Linked DNA regions of Mus musculus: regions 1 and 2 are each linked to region 3. A link is a loop called in an ENCODE intact Hi-C map of the cell type or tissue named here. Cell type or tissue: left cerebral cortex. All regions are shown on one strand.

Region 1 (8,000 bases), 180 kb before region 3:
AGAGGTTCAAGCTTAAATAAAAGGTGAAAATTAAGCCAAAGGACTCTTGGGTAAGGTGGCCTCTAATAAGTTGTTGGAACAGTTATCCAGGAGACAGTTTCTTCCTGCGGCTGGCAGGAGGCTTCAGCATTTTTCTTCTCCCAGCGTGTATTCCTAGAGAAATTCCGATTCTCAATGGCCAAAGAGAGATCTGTCCCTTCACCTTCCAGGAGTTGTATCTGCCCCTCTCTGCTAGGCTTGGTTGTGGCTCTGCCTTGAGAACTCAGATGTCTGTCCCATCTTGAGTTCTGGCAGTTGGGTTGTGAATGCCCTATTTCAGCATTCATTCATTCTGGCCTGGTGGTATTTTCTTTTCTTTTTTGCTTTTTGAGACATGGTCCCAGCCGGGCATGGTGGTGCACACCTTTAATCCCAGCACTCGGGAGGCAGAGGCAGGCAGATTTCTGAGTTCGAGGCCAGCCTGGTCTACAGACTGAGTTCCAGGACAGTCAGGGCTACACAGAGAAACCCTGTCTCGAAAAACCAAAAAAAAAAAAAAAAAAAAAAAGAGCCATAGTCCCACTCTGTAGCTCTAATTGTCCTGGAACTTACCAGGCTTCCTTTAAACTCATAGAAATTGCTTGCCTTTGCCTCCCAAGTGCTGGGATTAAAGACATGTGCCAAGATGCTCAGCTGGCACCTCCCCTTTGATTATGAACCACTGTTCCAATTCTAAATCCTAAGGTTTAGGTTCCTGAGTGGAGATTTTTCAAAGCAGGAATTATGGGTCTACCCCAGAGATCAAGGTAGAGGATATTAAAGTCTGGGAATCGCCACACAAACCATTCAGACACCATCCCAGTTAAATGGGGCTGGTTTACTGACCACACCACCCAGGACTGCTGGATCAGGGACATGGCTCAGACTCAGGTTCTGAAAGCTATGACCATGAATATTTTCCAGGGTCAGTTTATATAGGGAAAAAAAAACTATAATGAACACATATACGTGTGTGGGGAAGGTTGTAGGGTGGTCTGCCTTTTTTCCAAGTGTTTTTAATAGTTTAGAGAACAGTTCAAGCTGTCCTCTATCTTGCTTGGCTCTAGTGAAGGCTACAGTTGGGGAATTTCCAAGAACAATAATAATAATAAACCTCAGGATATATGGTTGGCCTTGCTCTGAGCCAGACTATTTTTCTGTGTCTATAGTCAAGCTGCTGACTTCCTTAGCATCATGAAATGCTTGCAGGCATGAAACAAAAGGGTTACAGCAAAGCCAGGGATGATTTTAAACTAGGGAGCAGGCTTCAACATGGGTTTCAGTCTTCAACAGTAGATTCAAATACAGATGTGATTCTGTCCACATGACCTTAATAACATGCCAGATGGGAATCATTGACTTAGTTTAGAGTTGGCCACTTGGGTCATCTTAGGCTGGCAGATGATTTTAACCGTCAGTCTAACCTTCTCCCTTATCCCCCAGTACAAGGCAGGATTGGTCAGGCTCACTTGAAATGCAAAGTATGGAATAGGAAAGGGATGTCACTCTTGTGATAGGCTCTAGGCTACATATTATAGATTTCCCCGATTTTATAAATGTCAAAGCTGAAGCCAGGTGTGGTAGCATACACCTGTAATCCCAGCTATTGGGATGTGGAGGCAGGAAGGCTGCTCAGAGTTTGAGGTCAGCATAGGCTACAGAGCCAGACCCTGTCTCAAAATAAAAAGACTAAAGCTGGGTGGGTCCAAGCACTTTCAGTTAGTTAGAATTTTTCTTTGTTAAGTTTTTTTAAAAGGGTATGTATGCCAATATATATAAATAACTCAAGAAGGTGGACTCCAGAAAGTCAAATAACCCCATTAAAAAATGGGGCTCAGAGCTAAACAAAGAATTCTCACCTGAGGAATACCGAATGGCTGAGAAACACCTGAAAAAATGTTAAGTCAGAATGGCTAAGATAAAAAAATTCAGGTGACAGCAGATGCTGGCGAGGATGTGGAGAAAGGGGAACACTCCTCCACTGTTGGAGGGATTGCAAGCTTGTACAACCACTCTGGAAATCAGTCTGGCGGTTTCTCAGAAAATTGGACATGGTACTACCGGAGGATCCTGCAATACCTCTCCTGGGCATATATCCAGAAGATGTTCCAACTAGTAAGAAAGAAACATGCTCCACTATGTTCATAGCAGCCTTATTTATAATAGCCAGAAACTGGAAAGAACCCAGATGCCCCTCAACAGAGGAATGGATACAAAAAATGTGGTACATTTACACAATGGAGTACTACTCAGCTATTAAAAAGGATGAATTTATGAAATTCCTAGGCAAATGGTTGAACCTGGAGGGCATTATCCTGAGTGAGGTAACCCAATCACAAAAGAACTCAAATAATATGTACTCACTGATAAGTGGATATTAGCCCAGAAACTTAGAATACCCAATATATAAGTTACAATTTGTAAAACACATGAAACTCAAGAAGAACGAAGACCAAAGTATGGACACTTTGCCCCTTAGAATTGGGAACAAAACACCCATGGAAGGAGTTACAGAGACAAAGTTTGGAGCTGAGACAAAAGGATGGACCATCTAGAGACTGCCATATCCAGGGATCCATCCCATAATCAGCCTCCAAACGCTGACACCATTGCATATACTAGCAAGATTTTGCTGATGGGACCCTGATATAGCTGTCTCTAGAGAGACTACGCCAGGGCCTAGCAAACACATAACTGGATGCTCACAGTCAGCTATTGAATGGATCACAGGGCCCCCAATGTAGGAGCTAGAGAAAATACCCAAGGAGCTAAAGGGATCTGCAACCCTATAGGTGGAACAACATTATGAACTAACCAGTACCCCGGAGCTCTTGACTCTAGCTGCATATGTATCAAAAGATGGCCATCACTGGAAAGAAAGGCCCATTGGACACGCAAACTTTATAAGCCCCAGTACAGGGAAACGCCAGGGCCAAAAAGTGGGAGTGGGGGGGAGGGTATGGGGGACTTTTGGGATAGCATTGGAAATGTAAATGAGGAAAATACCTAATTTTTTTAAAAAAAGAAAAAAAAAAGGGTATATATGCAGATGCTCTATCTGCATGTACACTTGCATGCCAGAAGAGGGCACCAGATCCCGTTATAGATGGTTGAGAACTCAGAGTCATTCAGAAAATGGGTCAGTTCCCATAGGTACTGGCAGTATGTGTGAGTGGCACCTTGGTGTGGTAAGTTTGCATACATTCTCACAATTATATACTGACACACACATCCATATTGACATATGCATATGGAGCAAAAGACCAAGCACCGGTGCAGAAAGAACTCACACATTCTGGATGAAAAATGCGCTCCAATCTTTATTGCATAGAGAAAGAAAAGGCTTCTACCCTTTTAATGCTAAGTGAATTAAACCCGTGTTTTTAAGAAAAAGAGCTTTGTTCCGTTTAATAAAACTAAACCTGCCTTGTCCTCACCATGGGACCTGTTCTGTCCCATGGTAAGGAGAAGCCTGCCTGCTCCTTCTGCTCTCTGTGACATCTTCTTTTTTCCTCTTTCCCTCTGCATTCTGCACATTGCTCTCTTAGTATTTTATGTTACCTATAATTTCCAAGTTATTCCACTCTGCATTCTCCTTCTAATATAAAAAGTGTTGTCTAAAAACTTCTCCTCGGGGGCTGGTGAGATGGCTCAATGAGTAAGAGCACCCGACTGCTCTTCCGAAGGTCAGGAGTTCAAATCTCAGCAACCACATGGTGGCTCACAACCATCCGTAATGAGATCTGACTCCCTCTTCTGGTGTGTCTGAAGACAGCTACAGTGTACTTACATATAATAAATAAATAAATCTTAAAAAAAAAAAAACCTCTCCTCAGCCCAGTTCCTCTCTCAGCTCAGTTCTCACCTCCGTTCCTCTCACCTCAGTCCCTCAAATCTGACTCTTTGTCCTCAGACCTTAAACATCTTTAAGATTACATGATCATATGTTAAAAAGTACATCAAAAGTTCACATAGAAAATCAAATATAAATTGAAATAGAAGTTTACAACAGATTGTTTCCATGCATATCCATTAGGAGTAGTTATCTAGCTAAACATCCATCACTTGTCTCAGCTCCACAGGTTCACCGAAGGTTTAAAACCACAACTAAAAGCCGGGCGTGGTGGCGCACGCCTTTGATCCCAGCACTGGAGAGGCAAAGGCAGGCGGATTTCTGAGTTCGAGGCCAGCCTGGTCTACAAAGTGAGCTCCAGGACAGCCAGGGCTATACAGAGAAACCCTGTCTCAAAAAAAAAAAAAAAAAAAAAAACCCACAACTAAGTTATAAGTCAAGTTTTGTATAGATAAACCCAGTCAATATCTTATCTTCTGTCCTAGCACCTGTAATAAATCGTTAGTTCCCCTTTTATAATCTTTGGGTAATTGTTTTACAACCTCTTGGAATGTAGGAGAAAGTCTGGTTACCATCTAAGAGCAATTAACTGGTGACACTAGGGAGACTGGCAGAGTTCTCATTGCAGTTTTGACTATCAGAAAAGGACCTAATAGCAGTCCTATTATAAAAGAGCTTAATAGTCATGGATATAATTTTAGGAATTCTTATAGGATCATTATTAAGACTTAAGTCATCTATTTGTCTATATAGCATCACTAGAAGATAGTACAACTTCGTTGATTTACAGAGATCTACTCCAAAGGGGTGTGCTACTACTTAGTGATTGTTATATATATTTAATAATAACAGGAGAAGCATATTAATAGCAGGAATCTCTCCTAAAATGAGTCCCTTACAGCCTCGCTTAATAAGGGCTCACCTGTCACAAATTATATAATAATCCGAGCCGGGTGGTGGTGGCGCACGCCTTTAATTCCAGCACTTGGGAGGCAGAGGCAGGCGGATTTCTGAGTTCGAGGCCAGCCTGGTCTACAAAGTGAGTTCCAGGACAGCCAGGGCTATACAGAGAAACCCTGTCTCGAAAAACCAAAAAAAAAAAAAAAAAAAAAGAAAAGAAAAAATAATAATAATCCGAAGCAGGCCACTTCAGGATGATCAACTGCTAGTTATTAGCTTGTCCCATTATGGTTCCTGACAACCCTGGCCAAATTACTCCCCCACCACCACCCACAGGGCTCCTGACTTTCCAGGAACTCTGCAGACCAGGCTGTCCTTTAACTTAGAGATCTGCCTTTCTCTGCCTCTTGAAAGCTGGCATTAAAGGCATGTGCTAGCACTACCAGCCAGTCCTGCTTTCACCCCCTGTTGTTCGATTACAGGGTGGTGCCACTGCAAGTTTAGCGCAGGCTATACAAACACATTGATTGCTGAGCAACATCCCTAGCCACACCCCAGTTCATTGAGGTGTTAGAAGCAACGCATCTGGCTCACATTATAAGCATTAAGTAGCAAGTCCTGTTTTCATTTTACATGCTAGAAGTCTTACCCTGCAGACACGATGTATGGGTTTGCTTAGGGTCTCCTAAATCTCGGTCACTCATGTAACTACTTTCAAACCGGACTAAGTGCTGCACTCAAATGCTGAACGTTACCTATCAGGAATCGAGCCAGGTCCCTTTCCGCGTCATGTTAGAAAGGAGAATAGGGATAGCAGTGGTGGCGCACGCCTGCACGCCTTTAATCCCAGCACTCGGGAGGCAGAAGCAGGCGGATTTCAGAGTTCGAGGCCAGCCTGGTCTACAAAGTGAGTTCCAGGACAGCCAGGGCTATACAAAGAAAGAGAGAGAGAGAGAGAGAGAGAGAGAGAGAGAGAGAGAGAGAGGAAGAGAGAGAGAAAGAGAGAGAAAGAGAGAGAGAAAGAGAAAGAGAGAGAAAGAAAGAAAGAAAGAAAGAAAGAAAAAGAAAGAAAGAGAGAAGAGAGAGAAAGGAGAGAGAGAAAGAGAGAGAGAAAGAAAGAAAGAAAGAGAAAGAAAGAAAGAAAGAAAGAAAGAAAGAAAGAAAGAAAGAAAGAAAGAAAGGGAAAGGAAAAAGGAAGGGAAGAAACGTTTATTAGTTCGAAACCTGAAAGCCATTCAGAAAATCGCACAAGCAAGACAAAAGGGCTGTCAGTGCAACTCTCGAGTTTGGGCACACCCGGAGAGGTGGCGGCCACGAAGTCACGGTTTTGTCAGTGAAAGGATCCGGGGCAAGTTTGCGATCAGTACTGAAGGCTCCGTATCGCGGACAATCTCGCTAGAATCCCGAAAAAGCCTAAACCAAATCTGGAAGCCCCTCCCTAGGGAGAAGAGTCGCTCAGTTCAGGGCGGAAGTAATGTCCTGCCCGACTCAACTCCCGCGATGCACCACGGTAGGCGGAGCCGGAAGTTCGAGTGCAAGCTTGAGCGGGGCGTGTCTAGCTCCGCTAAGGCACCTAATTGGTCAGTCGGCACAGGCACTGGCGGCGTGCGCGAGTGGTACGGACGTGCGGTAAGTCTGGCCCTGTCTAGTTTGGCGTTCTCTCAGCCGCAAGCTCAAACTTCTTCTGATGACCCAGGGCTGGCTTCGCAGCCGTTACCTGGGGAGGCTGGCCAGTCTTGGGGACTTGGACTTGGCCATATTTTTGTCGTTGTATTCCAGGCAGTCTGGCTCAAACTCATGAGGAACATTTATGTGTGGCAGGGAGAATTCTGTAACCGAAAGACAAACGACTCCATTGCTAGAGAGACAGTAGCGGGGAGGGCGGCAGAGTTCACGGACGTGTGGTGGGAGCATCTATTGGGCTGGAGAAGAGGCTTGGGTGAGCCTGACACTTAGGAATTAGTTCGCTTCTTTTCCTCGGCCTCCTGCCTTGCTGCCATTGCAGGTGTATGACACGTAAGGTCCTGTTAGGGATCATTTCTATGGCATACTTCAGGATACCTTGACGGGGAAGCTCAGTAATTATCTACTGAATACTCCCGGTTATTTTACAAACACTCTGATGCACACCTTAAATCCACACTGATAATAGTCACTTTTAACAAATTTTCTTAGAAAGTATTCTTAGCCGGGTGTGGTGGTTGCATACCTTTAATCTCAGCACTCAGAAGGCAGGCAGGTCTCTATGAGTTCGAGGCCAGCCTGGACTACAAGGAGAGTTCCAGGACAGAAAACCTGTCCCCAAAACAAAACAAAACAGAAAAAAAAAAAAGTATTTTTAATGTCTTAGGATATAGGAATGCAGCTTTCTTCTTTTTCTCCTGGGTTTCAGACCCAAGGCTTGGTGCAAATATGGTGCGCACTTTGGCAAGTACTTTACCAAGTGGAGGTATGGCACCATCCTTTGTTCTTTTATTTGTTTATTTTCCTATATGCATATGTGTATGTGTGTTTTGCCTACATGTCTGCACACCACATGGGTGCCATGCTGGGAAGAAAGTCAGAAGAGAGTTCCAGTTAGTTCCCTGGAATTGGTTTACAGGTGGTCATGAATTACCACATGAAACCCAGGTCCTCTGGAAGAGCAACCAGTACTCTCTTTTTTTTTTTTTTTTTTAACTAGTGCTGTGTGTGTTTTTAAGATTTATTTATTTTTATTTATATGAGTACACTGCAACTGTCTTCAGACACACACTAGAAGAGTGCATCAGATCTCATTACAGATGGTTGTGAGCCACCATGTGGTTGCTGGGAATTGAACTCAGGACCTCTGGCAGAGCAGTCAGTGCTCTGAACCGCCAAGCCATCTCTCCAGCCCCGCAACCAGTACTTTTAACCTAATGGCTGAACCATCTCTCCAGTACCCTTCCACCCTGTCCTATCCTGTCCTGTGCATTCTTGCAAGATGGAAACAGTTGATAACAGTGTAAAGGTACTTCCCACTGCAGAACTGTATATTTGAATGGTTAAGATGCTCACTAACCTCACTCCATCCCCAAATCAATCAAAACCAAGCACTGTCACTGGGCTACAAAGCCAGCTGCTTAGCTACATTGACGGACCAGATTGCAGAACTGGGAATTGGACCTAGGGACATCACACATGCAATGGAAACACTCCTCTATTGAGTTATAATTCCAGCTACCCCCTTTAAAAAACGATTTAGTTT
Region 2 (8,000 bases), 200 kb before region 3:
GACCTCATGCCCTGCATATATTCTTCCTGAGTTACTAGCCCCAGGGAGGACCACACCTCTGTCTTGACATCTGCCTTCCCTAAATCCCAGGACTCAATCCTTGGCTAGATCCTTACGCAAGAGAACCCCAGCTTGGGAAGCAGGAGATAGATTGGCCCATGTGAACAGAGCCCTGGACCCCTGGCTGTATTCCCCACCCCCTGCCCAGCTGAGTGCCCCATGTGACCCAGGATGAGTCACTTCACTGGCAGTTCCTTAACAGTTCTAGCAGCAACAGGCAGGGGCTCATCCTGTCCCTCCCCCATACCGGGGACCATGAGAACTGAAAACGTGACGGGCCTGGGAAGCTGCCAATATGACTGTGTCCTTGGGGAGTTGGAGGGAGGAAGGGATAGTGCCGGCTGAGCCACAGACTTGTGTGCAACCCCTCTCCTGTGAATAGACGTCTTCGTCTGCCAAAATGAGGGCAGATAGTGGCTAACAGATAGTGATAGTGGCTAGCACACAGGACAGAGGGAGTCTGCGTTCCCAGAACTCAGTAATACCTTGGGGTTCCATGCATGATGGGGTAAGTGAGACACGGAAAAGAAACAAAACAAATCAAAATCTGGAATGGATAAGAGGCATACACACAGAGCTCAGTGAGAACAAAGACCAAAGCTGTCCATGCTATCTCTCTGCCTACAACAGCACTCTGCAGAGAACTGTCTTAACACACTTGTTGAGCAGCGAAGGAGATGGAGACAGGAAAGTGTGATGAGCTGTTCATAGTCCAGGCTCTCCCATATTCCCAGGGACCAGGACACTCATGCAGGCTTACCTTTCTGCAGGTGGATAATGTCAGGGAAGTTGGAGAGTAGGCCCTGGTAGAGAGACAGTGTGTCAAGCATTTGGAAGAGGTCGTGCTTGGGCTGTTCCGCAAACATTTCGCCAACGGTTTCATAGGTCCGGCCAGTGTGAGAAATGGCATTGTTGAGAGCATCAGACCTAAAGGGAGGGTCCATCTGGAAGGCATGGCTAATGGCCTGGAAGGCACTTCCTAGCTTCTGGAATTCCTTGCGGAAGCCCCCCACATGCTTCCGCACCAGCTCCGCCGCCACGTTGCTAAGCTGTAGGACGCTGTCATCCATCTTCTTACTGAAAGCCTTGAATGTATCCACGCGGTCCTCTACATCCTGCAGATCCTGGTGCTCTGTGGGGATCTGGAAAGTGAGCAGAAAACTGGCGCCCACCATCTCATCCTTCTCTGCCCGGCGCTTACCCATCTTCCACTGCTTGTCATCCAGGCAGCTGAGGAAGTGCTGGAAGCCCTCATACTGGGAGAGCACAGGGTGGCTGGTCATGTGGTCCATCCAGAGGATGAGCCTTCGCTTGCGCTTCTCGATGAAGTCCTCTTCGAAGCGGCCTGTGGCCTGCTTCTCAGGCAGGTGGGGCACTGAGATCACTGTGAACTTGTGTAGAAGGCGGTTGTACAGCCAATCAAAGTGTTTGTAGCGCCGGTAAACAGGCGAGCCTGCGTGGGTGGGTGTAAGCTTGTAAGAGATGTAACTTTTAATGCCTTTGAACTTGGTCTGTTTGGTGGGGTCCTCTATGGAGCAGGCAAATGGGTGGGGGTTGGCCTTCCACTGAGGGCCACGTGGGCCCATCTCAATGGAGTAAGTCTCAGCAATCTTGGCCATCATGGGCACATCACCAAGGATGAAGGCCTCCACTCCAGAGCGTACGAAGCACGAGAAACGATTGAGGTTCCGTCCTACCACACTGCCCCGCTTGGCAGACGCCAGGCTGTCCTGCCTTTCCAGGGGTGCCTTGGGTCGGAAAGCCATATGCTGGTTGGGGTAGGCACCCGGGTAGGAGAGGTTGAGTGGAGGGTGCCCATTGGTACCTAGGCCGCCAGCTAGTGGCTCTTCTACCACTGTGCACCCATCATCCCAGTCATCCCAATCATCATCATCATCATCCTCGAAGCTTCCTGGGTTTGAGAGGAAGCCGCTGCCCCCACCACTCCTGGCTGGACTGGCCATACTCGGGCTGCTATACAAACTCCCCTGGGTGCCCAGGGAGCCTGCAGGGCTGTTGGAATAGTCCACATGGTTGGTGCTGATGCCAGGACGGACAATCTCGACGTAAGAAGCAGGGAAGAGCCCTGTCTCCCCACGGCTGTTCTGTCCCTGCAGCCAGCCGTCCAGTGAGGTCTCACTGAAGATAACCAGCTCTTCGTCCTGCTGGATACTGATTTCCTCCTTGTTCTCACTGTGGAAATCATAGAGGGCTCGGCCTTTCAGTGCCATGGCTCAGCTATCTGTTAGGTCAAGACTGGAAGGAAAATGCCTTGCCCAGATTCAGGATGTTCAACAGGGTGTCCAAAAAAAAAAAAAAAAATGTACTTGCAGCTCAAAGTCTAGTAAGCCCTACCAAGTCCTTTGGGCAGGGCCTCAGCATGCACAGATGCTGTCTAGCTGCCTTTTGGTCAAAGAAGTGTCCATGGTCCAGAAACTGCCTTGGGGTATCTGCCTGTAAGCAGGGAGGGGTTGGTCATGGCCACAGTCTTTCTCCTCTCCCTTGGCAGCCCCTGGAAAGGAGCGGGTCTCTCCCTCCTCACACACCAAGCAGAAAAGTCAAATGACTTGAAGAAAGCAGCTCTGCTAGAACCAGAACGAGACACACACTTTCCACTAAAACAGTGTTGTACAACAGAAGAGATTTACCCTCAGACCACGGTCCCAGGAACGCAGGCAAGGTTCTGCCTCCTCTGGCTCTCCGTTCTTACTGGCTCCGGCTTTGGGAGGCTCTCACATTCTTCTGGAGATCTGCTCCTTCCTCCTTCCTCTCTCCTCCCGGGCCACCGCGTCTTCAAGAATCCAGAAAATTCAAGAGGGGCAAAGAGAATAACAGCAGAGTCCTGAACCAATTCCAAGGGTGGATGTGTCCGGCCTCCAAAAGAGCCAGGCCAGGAAAACAAGGGCCAAAGCTTGCACAACCGGCTGAAAACTACTCGACCCAGGGGGTGCGACCCCGTCTCGCTAGCTCTGGTGCCCTCTTCCCGCCCTGCAAATGGCCAGCCCCCGCCCCCAGATAACAAGGGGGGGCGCGACAAGCAGCGCAAAGAACTTCTGGCCTCTTTCACTCAGTGCCTCTTTTGTTTGCCTAATTCCTCGGCAGTTTCAGAGTATGAAGCTGACCCGGATCAGAGTCTCAGAACCCCTGTCCAGAAGTAACGCTAGGAGAAACCTCCACCATCACCACCCCCCGCCCCTGATGTGCCCCGGAACACTCAACAGCAGTCAGTAGATAGAGCTCTGTCGAACAGATGGCGTAGTCGGGTGTTTGTCAGTCCGTCCGTAGGTTCGTTCTCCGCGATGCCCTCTGGATCCGACCCGAGAGGGACTAGCTGAGCCCCAGCTTCTTGCCTCTTTGCCCCTCACTCGCAGCCCTTCAGCGCTGCCAGCAGGAAGCCAAGTCCAAAACAAACATTCACCCTCCCTTCAAAAAACTAAAAAGAAAAAGAAAAAAGAAAAAGAAAGAAAGAAAAGAGAAGGGGGGAGGAGTCCAGGAGATGGCGTTCCGAGGAAGGAGGCTAAAGCAGTAGGGGAGGTGAGGGGTGGAGAGAGAGGGAGGGAGGTATGAGGGAGGGAAAGCAGGCTACGGAATTCAACAAACTCTACCGCACTTCCGTGCGTCCTGGCCGGTCAGGGACCGCACAGCTCCGCCCTCCCGCGGCCAGGGTGCCACCGCCGGCCTTCCGCTCACTTTCCTTCTGGCGGGCGCCCTCCCTCTCTCCGGTTCAGTCCCGGTGGCCGGGATCCAGGAAATGGACCCGGGAGTCGGGGAGCTGCGAGCTTTCAGCAGCCCAGTTGCCGGCGCCCAGAGCCGCTTCTCGCTCGGATTGGATCGCCGCGTGGGGGAGCTCGCCAGCCGCCTTCGAGCTTCGCCTCCTGGACTTGGTCATCCATCTGCCTTTTCCGTGACGCAAGTGCAGGAAAACTCCGAAAGTTTGCGGAGCGCAGTGGCAAGGAGGGAGCTATAAAGGCTAGGAGAACCGCCTCGGCTGCAGGGGAGCAGAGCTGCGGACTCCCTTTTCCCAACCTCCTTTCCCGCCACGCGTACTTCGATCTGTCTAGGGGCTAACACAGCTCCCGGGTTGTTCTCAGATGGTGTAGGCAGCAAATTGTGACCCTGGTATCCCGCAGGTGATAACCGATGCTGTAAGCAAGATAGGGAGAGGAGCCCTCCTGCCTTCCGCAGCTCCCAGAGTGTGGGGGTGGGGTGCCAAAGACCATGTAACTTCTTCAGTGACAAGTTGCAAGTTTAGGCACAGGCGGGTTCTGGGTTGCTTTGTCCTTTCGCGGGAGCCAGATCTTCCTTCCAGGCCAGCAGCAAATAGCAAGGAGAGAGGAGTGGTCTGGTAAATAGCCTTTAGGCTTCCAGGATTCGACCCTCCACATTAGGCAAAACTAGGTGTACTAAAGACAGGAGTTGTGCTGAACTCTGGAGCGAATATAACAGCTGGATTGCTGCTGTGGTTTTTAATTCACACTGTCTGTCCCATCATTAAGTTTATATTCCAAACAACAAATTAACCGAAACTAAGATTATCGTCTGGAAGGTCATAAGTATCTTCACAGAGAAGCAAGATGTTCCAGCCTAGTGTGGCCAGTGTCGTGCAAAATGCTTGGGAAGGCACTGATCCCAGCCTAAGTGGAACACATATCAAGAACCTTCCAAGCCGTGGTCACCCATTCCTTCAGTCCCAGCACTAACAGAGACAGGCAGATCTCATGAGTTTGAGGCCAGCCTGGTCTACAAAATGAGTTCCAGAAAGCTAGGGATACATAGAAAACCCCTGCCTCTCTGTCTTGTCTCTGTCTGTCTCTCTTTGTTTTTCTCTCTCTGTCACACACACACACACACACACACACACACACACACACACACACACGCACGCACACACACACACCTCCTCTTCCTCTTGGAGCCCTAGAGCCTTATTTACCCAATCTTGCTAGGGCTTCCTACCTCCAGGTTACTATTGTTCTTACTTATTGCTGATTAACTGGTATAAAGTAGTGCTGCTGAAGGTTGGGACATTTGGCTGTTTTGAGGGTCATGACTCCTAGACCTCTGACTCCAAAACTCATAAACTTTGACTCCCTATGAAGGATAACAGCTGGTCGTGATGACACACACGGGAGACTGAGTGAGTGCCAGGCCAGCCTGTGCCACATCTAGCAAGATCTTACCAAAAGTTAACCAAACAAACCGGGAGCTGAAACAGCACTGTCATGAATTGGAGGCTGGACTCCAGTCCCTTTCTTAAACAAACAGACAAACGAGTGGTGGTGGACACATTTAGTCCCAGAATTTGGGAGACAGAGGCAGGTGAATCTCTCTGAGTTCTGGGCCAGCCAAAGATACATAGCAAGACTGTCTCAAATTAAAAATTGAAAGATCTTGAGCATGCCAAACAGTCTTAGCACTTGGAAGGCAGAGATCACACATCTGAGGCTATCCTCGAGCCTATGTAAGGTGGGGGAGGGGGTTGTCACAAAGTTGGGTGTTATGGTACATCCCTGTAACCCAAGCCCTTGGAAACAAAGGCAAATTTTAGCTCAGCTTTGTCTATGTAGTAAATTTAGGACAGCTAAAGCTACAAGTGAGACCCTGACTTAAAAAAACAAAAAGCTCAAACCCTAGAATCTGAGAAACAGTTGTGAAGCAAAACTTTTGCTTTACTAGATCAAGAGTTGGGTCTGCTCCTTGGGATGCACATGGGCCAGGCTAGCCCATGAGGCTGATGCATCTCCCCCCCCCCAAGAAACCTTGTCCCTTGCTATATAAGGACCCTAAAGACTCGGTAGATTGTTTCTCCCAGCCACTGTCTTTTGTTTGGGCAGGGTCCTGCTATGTAGTCCTAGCTGACCTAGAACTGGCTATGAACCATGCTGGTCTCAAACTTGCAAACATCTTCTCACCCTTGCTGGAGGCATTTTCCTACCTGTGTGAGTCTCTTCTTGTTCAGGGACCTTTCTCCTAGCTGAGGCTAACAATAGCACGATTCCCTTAGTTCTTGCTGAGTACTTGGCACAGCTGTAGACACTCCCTCCCACTATGAGCTTAGTGTACTTAGTACAGCTGATAGGCTTTTAAAAGCATGGACACAGCCCCACTACCTTGGTTGCCTTTTGTGTATGTATGGTACCAGGGAAGGAAGTGGATTTGAATCTAGGGACTGGGCATGTTGGCCAAACACTGTATTGCTGAACTCAGCACTTTTGTTATCTTTTGGATTAGGGTCTCACTACATCGCTGCCCAGACTAGCCTTGAACTGGCTCTGTCATTCAGGCATACCTTTTTGTAGTCCTTCTGGCCTCAGTCTTCTCAGTATTTGTATAACAGGCTTGCTTCCTGTATTGTCTTTACTTCCAACACACATTTAAACAGCAGCATCTTAGATTTATGTATATGCTCTAGGTAGGTTTTCCTAATTCTTAGGGTTACCCTCATTTCCAAGTTCTTAGGAAGAACAAATATTTCAGCTTATAGAGATCTCCAGAACCTCCTTCCACTCAGTAAATTCCAGGGGTCCTCATCAGGTCTAAAGTTACTAGGAAACCAGACTGACTTTCATGATTTCCCTGTACCCTGCTCATGTCTTTGCAAATGATCCCTTTCTTACATTCACTTTCCTTTATCCTTTCTGTTCTTGCATTTGTATGTCATGTGTGTTTCTATCCATGTGTGTGGAGTCCAGAAACTGATATTGAATGTCTTTCTTGGATTGCTCTGGAATACACTGAATTAGGGTTTCTCACCTGAGCCAAAGCTTACAGATTTTGATGTGTTAGAATGGCGGGTCACATCTCAATAGCACACTAGGCCAAGGCAGTTCCATGTGGAAGAGGTTTTATTGGGAGGGAGAGACAAGGTGGTGGCAGAAAGAGAAGAGGGGAAGAACAGAGACAGAGACAGAGACAGAGACAGAGACAGAGACAGAGACAGAGAGGCATTCTCCTTATTTATATGGAAAATGATGTAACTCAGGTAAAGGTAGGAGGTGATCCAAGTGGATTCTGGGAATGTGTTGCCAAGGCAACAGGTCTGCAGGTTCCACTGTCACCTATATGATGTCATAGGTTTGGGAGGTCCTGATGCCAACAGATTCAGCTAGCCTAGTCTCTTCCTTCTGCCAAGGATCAGCCTGGTCTTGGAGAGGGATTCTGAGGAAGAGGCGTTCCAGAGCATCTAAAAGAACGGCATGAAGTTAGTCATAGAGTACACACTGACAGCCGGGGTTCGGCTCCAGACAGATTTCTCCTAGAGCTCATCCAGATAGCTCTGCTCTCAGAGACCAAAGCCCAGTCTTTTATTTACATATCATTTACTCCAGGTTCCCTTTTGATTACCCCACAAATCAGCATTCTATGACCCACACCCCTTGATTCTTAGAAAGAGACAACAAACCTTTTTTTTCCTCAGATAGCTAAGCATAGAGCAAATCTGACCCAAGACCATGAGGAGAGGCAGAATGCTATTAGAAAAATGGATGCTGATTTGTCGGCAGATTCTCCACTCTGCTTGAAGAGACAGGAGGAGGGGCTTCTTTTTTTAAAAGACATTATTATTATTATTATTATTATTATTATTATTATTATTATTATTATTATATCTAAGTACACTGTAGCTGTCTTCAGATGCACCAGAAGAGGGCGTCAGATCTCATTACGGATGATTGGGAGCCACCATGTGGTTGCTGAGATTTGAACTCAGGACCTTTGGAAGAGCAGTCAGTGCTCTTAACCACTGAGCCATCTCTCCAGCCCGAGGAGGGGCTTCTAAAGACTGATGTCCAGTATTTTTTAGCCATTATAGGAAACACAGAATGTTTTTCTTTGCTTCTCCCATTCCTTTCATATCAGAGTAAAAACCTTGATATTGTCTAAGGCAGCATATTTGAGAATAGGTCATTTTTCTTTGTACAGCTCCTAATTTTAAAGTTTCT
Region 3 (8,000 bases):
TAGCATAACTGCTCTAGCTTCTTGTGTACCATAGTACCATGTGGCTTCAGATTTAGTACCTATAAACAGATGTACAAGACATTTATTACACTTTTTACCAAAGGGAGATACCATTGTAGTACTTTTGTGTAAAACTTGTCTTTCCCCCAACAACTTACTTTCTTTTTCCTTTTTTTTTTTTTAAATGTAAATAAAGCTTGATTCTTAAGGAAATAAGTAACATAAGTCCCTTGTCCTCTCCAAAGAGCTGTTGTAAAGTTGGGACTGGCTTTAATTTCTCCAGGTTACAAATAGGATTTTGCTTTAAATAAATAAGTACTTGTAATTGTCAAATTAACATATCAACAGTGAGGCCAGTGGGATGGCTCCATAGATAAAAGTGTTTGCCACATAAGCCTGACAAGTTTGCTCTCTGGATCCAATAGTGGAAGGCAAGATCTGACTCCCAGGAGTGCTGTGCCCTGTGGCACCTGAGTGCCTGTTCTTGTGCTCACGCACAGGCACACCGCACCTAGGCTCCTATTTCCCCTCTCAAAGTTCTAATTTCCCTTACTGGGAATAAGGCTACAATTCAGGATACCGAGCCAAAGAGTCAAGTGTATTTGTAGAAATTCGAAGGGAATGAATTTTACATTGCTTAGCAACATACACCAACAAATGCTTTTAAAATTGTAGCGTGGGCCTTTAATCTCAGCACTCAGAAGGAAGAAACAGATCTCTGTGAGTTCAGAGCTAGCCTGGTCTACATAACTTCAGGATAGCCAGGGCCACAAAAAGACCTTGTCTCAAAAAATAAGATTAAGAAAATTTTTTACATTTATTTGTATGTGTGCACATATGCATCAACGTGCAAGTGTCAAAGTCAGAACAACTTGTAGTCAGTTCTAGGACTTGAATTAGGTTTCAGGCTTGGCTGCAAGCGCATTTATTTGTGCTAGTATCCCCATCCATCTCACTAGACTCCACTTCTTAAAAGTTACATTTAAACGTGATCCATAACATTGGGGTGGGGTGGGGGCTCAAATGTGGTTGGCCTGGACTTTCTGAACAACAGACTAGCTGTCATAGAATTCGACAGCCATCACCTAGCAAGTCATAACCAGGTATTTTATCTTCCATTTAAAAATCCTCAGTCCTGGGGTCAGTGAGATGGCTCAGCTGGGTATGGTTCTTGCCACTAAGCCTAAAGACCTGAGTTTTGAGCCCCAGGCCCCACATATCCCACCCCCAACCAAATAAATTGTAACAATGTTTTTAAAATCCCCAACACCACCATAAAGAAAAATAATTTGACTTCTAGGTTTTCAAAAGGTGGCACAGTCCTTTAATCCCAGCACTTGGGAGGCAGAGGCAGGGGGATTTCAGAGTTCAAGGCCAGTCTGGTCTACAAAGTGAGTTCCAGGACAGCCAGGGCTTATACAGAGAAACCATGTCTTGAAAAAAAAAAAAAAAAAAAACTCATGAATTTTGCCTTGGACTCCTGAATTCTGGGAATACAGGTGTGTGTCACCATATCCTGCTTTTAGGGTGTTTTTCTCATAGGAGGACAAGGAAACTTGGAAGTAATCAAGCCTAATGGGAAAATGTAGGGCAGTGGCTGAGGCAGCATGCCAGGAAGAAAGGGTCTGGCTTCCTCAGCTATGGTTCACCTCTCCCCCTCTATTTCCTTAAGACTGCTGGCCTAGAAGGATGGGGAGCATGGGTCTGACCAGCAGCAGCCTTGGCAGTTGCTACCTATGTACTATGTACTGCACCTCCCTGCAGGTCAGGGTAAGATTTCAGGGCCCTTTTAGGAGAAAAAGTCCTTGTGACCAATAAAACAAGGGACTTTGCTCAAGTTTTGACAAGTTATTTTAATTGGCATTGTATATTTCTTACTTGATCATTTTTCTGGGTAACCTGCATTTGGAATGTAAACCTGGTTATTTCCATTAAAGCAGGCTAGTTAGATTCCTCCTGTATTATTTTCTTCCAGACTCCTGCAAACGTTAAAGCTGGAGGTTAGCATTCAAACTTCCTTGCACTTGTTGACCTGCGTTAGATCAAAATTCTGGACATTGGGGTAATGGGCAACGGTGATGCATGTAATGTAATGGAGGATTACTGGTGTGCAAAGCCCCTTTTCTGTATTTCTGAAAACACCCGAAGTAGCCTTGCGCTTTTCATATTATGCAGTTACCAATGCTTGAGTAAGTGAAGAGAATGGAAAACTAAACCTTTCCCATGCCCTTCCAGGGGTTCCCTCCCTAGCCCTTCCTTCAGAATACCAAGTAGCTCAGGCTGTACTCAAAGGCGCTACATTGTCGCAGATTACTCCAATTTACACTTCCTGGTCTGTGAACTTTGTGCATCCTAGGCAAGCACTCTCCCTACCGAACCACACCACCAGCTCAAACTTACCATTGTATTTTAAAATAATTTACCCAGCTGTCTGACAGCAAGGCTGAGGTGAGAACCGCGAAGGCTCAGCTTCCGGGTTTCACTGGGAGGCTCCCCAGAGCCAGCCTCTTGCAAAAGCCGTGGTGTTCCCAGAAAAGCTGCTCGGGTCTGTAAGCTGGTTGGATGCCGGAACCTTTGGTTCCAAGCGGTGCAACGAGCCGGCAGCACCAAGGATCTTCCGGGGAGGGAAGGCGCATCGCCATGGCGGCAGCGCCGTTCTTGAAGCACTGGCGCACCACTTTCGAGCGGGTGGAGAAGTTCGTGTCCCCGATCTACTTCACCGACTGTAACCTTCGCGGCAGGTGTGGTCCTTGGCCTACCACACCCGCGCGCTCTCCCCTTCCCTTCCGGAGGGAAACCCAGGCCGTGGCCAACCGGGCCGCGGAACAAAGTTCCCGCCACTGCCAGGCCAGGGGCTGGGGAGCGAACGGTAGAGGTTGGTCTGTGCTGCTGAGCTGCCAGGCAGTCCTCACGGCCTTAGCCAAGGGAGAGCGTTTCCCCAGCCATCCGCTGGCTCACGGGTGGGACAGGGGCGGCTTCGAGCATGCGCCCATCAGCTGCTCCTGCCCAGGCTCTTCGGGGACAGCTGCTCGGTGACACTCTCCAGCTTCCTGACGCCCGAGAGGCTTCCCTATGAGAAGGCGGTGCAGCAGAACTTCAGCCCTGCGCAGGTCGGCGACAGCTTCGGACCCACGTGGGTAACGCCCAGTTTGGCGAAGCTCCGCCCCACGACCAAACCCTAGTCTGCTAGATAGCAGAGTGGCGCCCTCTGCTGAGAGAAGCTCCTTTATCCTTCGGCGTCTTCACTTGAGTATTTTCATCCCTGCTGCCTCTCCCCCTTTCCCTTTATTCTTTGACCATTTCTCTGATGCTGCACATGCATGGAGAACATCTTAAAGCCGAGGGTTTCCACTCCTAGGCCCATCAAAATGGCTCTCTTACAGATGGTGGACCTGCTGGTTTCGGGTAGAACTGGTCATCCCTGAAGTTTGGGTGGGCCAGGAAGTTCATCTTTGCTGGGAAAGCGATGGAGAAAGCCTTGTCTGGCGTGATGGGGAACCTGTCCAGGTGAGGTGTCCTCTCTTAGAGCCAGATACTGCCACAGATTAGCCTGGTTTTTGGAGAAGCCACAGCTGAATGAATGGGTCTCCAGAGTAATTTCATGATTTCGGAACTGAGGAAATTGCCAGTGTTTAGACACACCCGAAGAGGTTATCAGATCCCATTACAGATGGTTGTAAGCCACCAGAATTTGGACACCAGTGTTATAAATCCCCAGTTTTCATAAGCTAGTTTTATTGTGTATAGTACATATGTATTGGGGGAAACTTCAAATCATTCTAAAATGATATAAAGTAAGGTATTAAGTTATCTTCCCATGAATAATGAATTTCTTTTAACTGCACTTCACATTCCCCAGATGTTAAATGTTAAATGTCATACCAGGTTTAATCTTTGTAATGCTATGTGATGACACTTTATATCCATTATAGATTTTAAAAAACTAAGACATTTCTTTGTTGGTCCATGCAGCTTCCGTTTCAAAGTCCAGTAACTGGGTCCTAAAAGAAGTCAGAGCCCTAGCCGGGCGTGGTGCTGCACGCCTTTAATCCCAGCACTCGGGAGGCAGAGGCAGGTGGATTTCTGAGTTCGAGGCCAGCCTGGTCTACAAAGTGAGCACCAGGACAACCAGGGCTATACAGAGAAACCCTGTCTCGAAAAAACAAAAAAACAACAAAAAAAAAACAAACAAACAAAACAAAACAAAAAAAAGAAGTCAGAGCCCTATCCAACTTTCTTCTCTTCGATGGCACCCACCTAACTGAACACTGAGGATGAACCAATCTATCTCAAACTCCTTGGGCTTCTTTTTTAATTAATATAACCCAGAACCACCACAAATTCTAGACAAATGTTCTCACCACTGAGCTAATCCATCTCCCACCTCCCGTTTAATTCGAGAAAGGGTCTTGCTGAATGATCCCTGATAGTAGCCTTGATCTTGTTATTCTCTACCATGGACCTCCCAAGTAGCTAGAATTATAGACCTGTATTAATATATCTGCCTCACTCCATGGGGTTTTCTTTTATATATTCATGGGTAAAAAGGCTACCAGAGGGGGTTGGAGAGATGGCTCAGTGGACTGACTGCTAAGAGCACTGACTGCTCTTCCAGAGGTCCTGAGTTCAAATTCCCAGCAACCACATGTGACTTACAGCCATCTGTAATGGGATCTGATGCTCTATTCTGGTGTGTCTGAAGACAGCATACAGTGTACCAATACATACATTAAATAAATAAATCTTAAGAAAGAAAAGCTACCAACCAGGCCTCCTAATCCCTGCCCAAGATCCTTCCCATAAGACCATCTGTAGGGACCTTGAAGTTAACCCAAGACACCCCAATTCAGGTTCTTTGCACAAATGAAATTGATTTGTTTCAGAGGGCAGAGAATAAGAGACAAAGACAGGAGACCGAGGACAAGGGAGAAGGGAAAGAGGTGTTTGTCCCAGAAGACAAAGGTCTAAGAAAATGGCAGTCTATAAAGCTACAAGAAGAAAGCCTATGTTGGGATGAGGTGGTCTAATCCCAAATAAGAGAATAGACCTTGGTGGCTAGCTTTAGGGATGTAATCTAGCAGTTTTACAAGGCAGAAGGAAGTGGGAAGAAGGGCAAGGCCTGCCATAGCCGTGCTTGCCGAGCTCCAGCTCCCCAGAGTCCCTTCACCACTGCTAGCAAACATAAACTGCGTGCTGGTCACCGATGGGTGGAACACTTGCTACCAAGGTTCCCTGATTACTTTATCCTAGCCTTTCCTGGTATCGGTGATTCAGGGCAGGGCAGCTGGATGGCAGAGCCTGGCCCTCATTGGCTTTACTCGACCTTCGAATTTTCTAATGGCCTCAAGCCCGGTCTTCTCTTTTCTCTACCAGGGTTTGACCAAAGAAGGCGAAAAGACCAGTTATGTCCTGAGCGAGAGGCTGCGAGCATCAGACCCTCGGAGGTAAGCATCCGCTTACACAGATGTGTTCACATAAGTGAAATCTTAATATCTCCTTTCTCGTGGTAAATATAAAAGAACATGGGGAAATTAATTACTCCTATTATCCTTCTACCAGGGATGACCATCTTTTTTTTTTTTTTTTTTTTTTTTTTTTTTTTTTTTTTTTGGTGTTTGGAGACAGGGTTTCTCTGTGTAGCCCTGGTGCCCTGGCTGTCCTGGAACTCACTTTGTAGACCAGGCTGGCCTCGAACTCAGAAATCCGCCTGCCTCTGCCTCCCAAGTGCTGGGATTAAAGGTGTGTGCCACCACCGCCCGGCAGGGATGACCATTCTTATCATCTCCGTCTTCATAATCTCAAAATGTCTTTGAGCAGAAGCACCTTTTACTAGATGAAAGTTATTTCTCTGATATTTTACACCCTACCTTTTACATTCCATTATTTCATATTGAGGGAGCATGTTTTCTATACCATGAAAAGCTAAGATATTGGGTTTGGCTGTTTGTTGTTATTTATTTGTTGTTTTGTTTTGTTTGAAACAGGATCCCATTCTATATCCCTGGCTGTCCTAGAACTCACTATGTAGACCATGTTGGCCTTGAACTCACATAGATCTACTTGCTTCCTCCCAAGTGCTGGGATTAAAGTTGGGTGCTACCATGCATGATTATTGCAGTGTATATTTAACTGTGCATTTTTGTTTGTTTGTTTGTTTGTTTTCTTTGGCTTGGTTTAGTTTTTTTGAGACAAGGTTTCTCTGTATAGCCCTGGATGTCCTGGAACTCACTCTGTAGACCAGAGCCTCAGACTTCATAGATCCATCTGCCTCTGTCCTGCCTCTCAAGTGTTAGGATTAAAAAGGCCTCTGCCACCACTGCCCAGTGTTAACTGTATATTGTTTCAGATTCCTCCAACACTGTGAATATGGTAAGGTGGCCTTGAAGGGCAGACGGAAATAGTCATAAAATTATGAAACTGCTGAAGATTCTGGAAGAACAGACTGAGGACTCCATTGCCAGACTAGGAGGGCTGGAGTCAGAAAGGCTACCCTTTAGTGATGCTGAGTTTAGCTCCAGCAGAGGAACCTGCTGCCCAGGTGCTGCCTCCAGGAACTGGTGTACTATGTTAGCTAGTGGAGCTTGGGACTGAAAGTCAGCCTTGGAAGAGCCAAACATGTTTGCTGTGCAGCAAAGGCTTTAAGGCCAAGAGTACTTTGTACAGACAGCCTTGGAAATATGAAGCTAAATAGCAGTATAGCTCATAGGAATCCAAATTTAGCCATAGCAGAACACTCCTCTGCAGGACATAGGTTTGAACTGGTATTTCTACCATGATCCTCCCACACCTAAACCTGACATCCCATGGGTTCCTCTGGGAAGTGGGTCCTAGGCGTAAATGGGGGGGGGGGGGCAACTGAATGCCTGCTACTTGCACTCTTGTCAAGCTCCCAGCATCTTCTGCCAGTTCACTGGCCTGAGACTGCCTCTCTATATTTATAGCTTGACTCTCTATGTGGAAGTAGCCTGCAATGGGCTTCTGGGGGCCGGGAAGGGAAGCATGATCGCAGCCCCTGACCCAGAGAAGATGTTCCAGCTGAGCCAGGCTAAACTGGCTGTGTTCCACCGGGATGTCCACAGTCTCCTGGTGGACCTGGAGCTGTTGCTGGGTGTGGCCAAGGTACTGGAGCCCCACCCCCATCCAGATCCCTACTCCAGGCACATTGTTTGAGTTGGGGCACCAACAGGAGTAAAGGGTTAAAAGTGGGGAGCTTTGCTGAGAACCCTTGAGAGACCAGCTAGAGCCTTGCTATAGTAGTGCTTGAGGAGTCTTTTAAAGTACAGAACCCTGATGCAGGGCCTCGGGGAGGACAGCCAGCGCAGCTTCCAGGCCCTGCACACAGCCAACCAGATGGTGAACATATGTGACCCTGCTCAGCCTGAGACTTACCCAGCAGCCAAAGCCCTGGCCTCCAAGTTCTTTGGCCAACATGGAGGTGAAAGCCAGCATACCATCCATGCCATGGGACACTGTCACATTGATACAGGTAAGGCACCATTGTTCGTTAGGGTGCCAGGTGCCCTTAAAGCCTTGAGTGTGGCTGAAACCTGCGATATGATCATTGGTAATCTTTGGCCTTCTGGACCTTATTTTTCCACTTGTGTAAAATAAATCAGGGACATTAGATCATGGGCTCCGTTGGCTGTGGCTTGCTTATTCTTCCAACAAAAGCTGATAGCTCACGAGGCCCTGTGGCAGATACTGGATACGTAGCATTGTGGAGACTGGTTACTGCAGAGTGACCAGGTGTGGTGATGCTGTATATGAGACCTGGAGCCAGAAGAGGTATTTCACCCAGCTAGGTTAGGGAGTCTGAGATTTCCTAGCAAAGTGACATTTGATTTACGTGATGATGACACAGGGACCCCCAAGCACAGGGACCAGGTCAGGTGTTCAGCTTTGAGGCCGAGTTTGTAGGATCCTTGAGAGTTTTCAGTTCTTTGTTTGCTCATTGTTACTGTGCCTGAGTCCAGGCCTTTGCTATCTATGTAGCACTGGTA

Evidence for each region. A loop is a pair of places that touch in the nucleus more often than their neighbours do. Peaks named below come from ENCODE experiments on the same cell type or tissue, not always from the same donor. Only the 100,000 strongest peaks of a DNase experiment are listed, where the experiment ranks them.
Region 1: it touches region 3 in a loop (9-fold over the local background); 20 of 42 quality-filtered maps call a loop at or near these places.
Region 2: it touches region 3 in a loop (7-fold over the local background); 20 of 42 quality-filtered maps call a loop at or near these places.

The regions. Positions count from the first base shown.
Region 1 is chr9:56,944,554-56,952,553 of GRCm38, forward strand. It overlaps Snupn (snurportin 1), which reads left to right and starts at 6,355. Exons shown (of 9, transcript NM_178374.4): 1 at 6,355-6,400. In left cerebral cortex, a CTCF peak has its summit at 3,097 (motif pointing right); DNase peaks (open chromatin) are centred at 3,145 and 6,314; H3K4me3 peaks cover 1,609 bases; H3K27ac peaks cover 842 bases.
Region 2 is chr9:56,924,493-56,932,492 of GRCm38, forward strand. It overlaps Snx33 (sorting nexin 33), which reads right to left and starts at 3,879. Exons shown (of 2, transcript NM_175483.5): 1 at 821-3,879. The coding sequence starts at 2,291. It also overlaps the pseudogene Gm19936. In left cerebral cortex, CTCF peaks have their summits at 255 and 3,897; DNase peaks (open chromatin) are centred at 262, 3,027 and 3,903; H3K4me3 peaks cover 3,846 bases; H3K27ac peaks cover 3,021 bases.
Region 3 is chr9:57,128,149-57,136,148 of GRCm38, forward strand. It overlaps Sin3a (transcriptional regulator, SIN3A (yeast)), which reads left to right. Exons shown (of 22, transcript NM_011378.2): 22 at 1-220. It overlaps Man2c1 (mannosidase, alpha, class 2C, member 1), which reads left to right and starts at 2,629. Exons shown (of 26, transcript NM_028636.2): 1 at 2,629-2,741; 2 at 3,011-3,133; 3 at 3,384-3,507; 4 at 5,374-5,444; 5 at 6,942-7,119; 6 at 7,297-7,486. The coding sequence starts at 2,641. It overlaps Man2c1os (mannosidase, alpha, class 2C, member 1, opposite strand), which reads right to left and starts at 3,142. Exons shown (of 2, transcript NR_102289.1): 1 at 2,401-3,142; 2 at 1,834-1,979. In left cerebral cortex, a CTCF peak has its summit at 3,209 (motif pointing left); DNase peaks (open chromatin) are centred at 2,575 and 3,141; H3K4me3 peaks cover 1,982 bases; H3K27ac peaks cover 1,755 bases.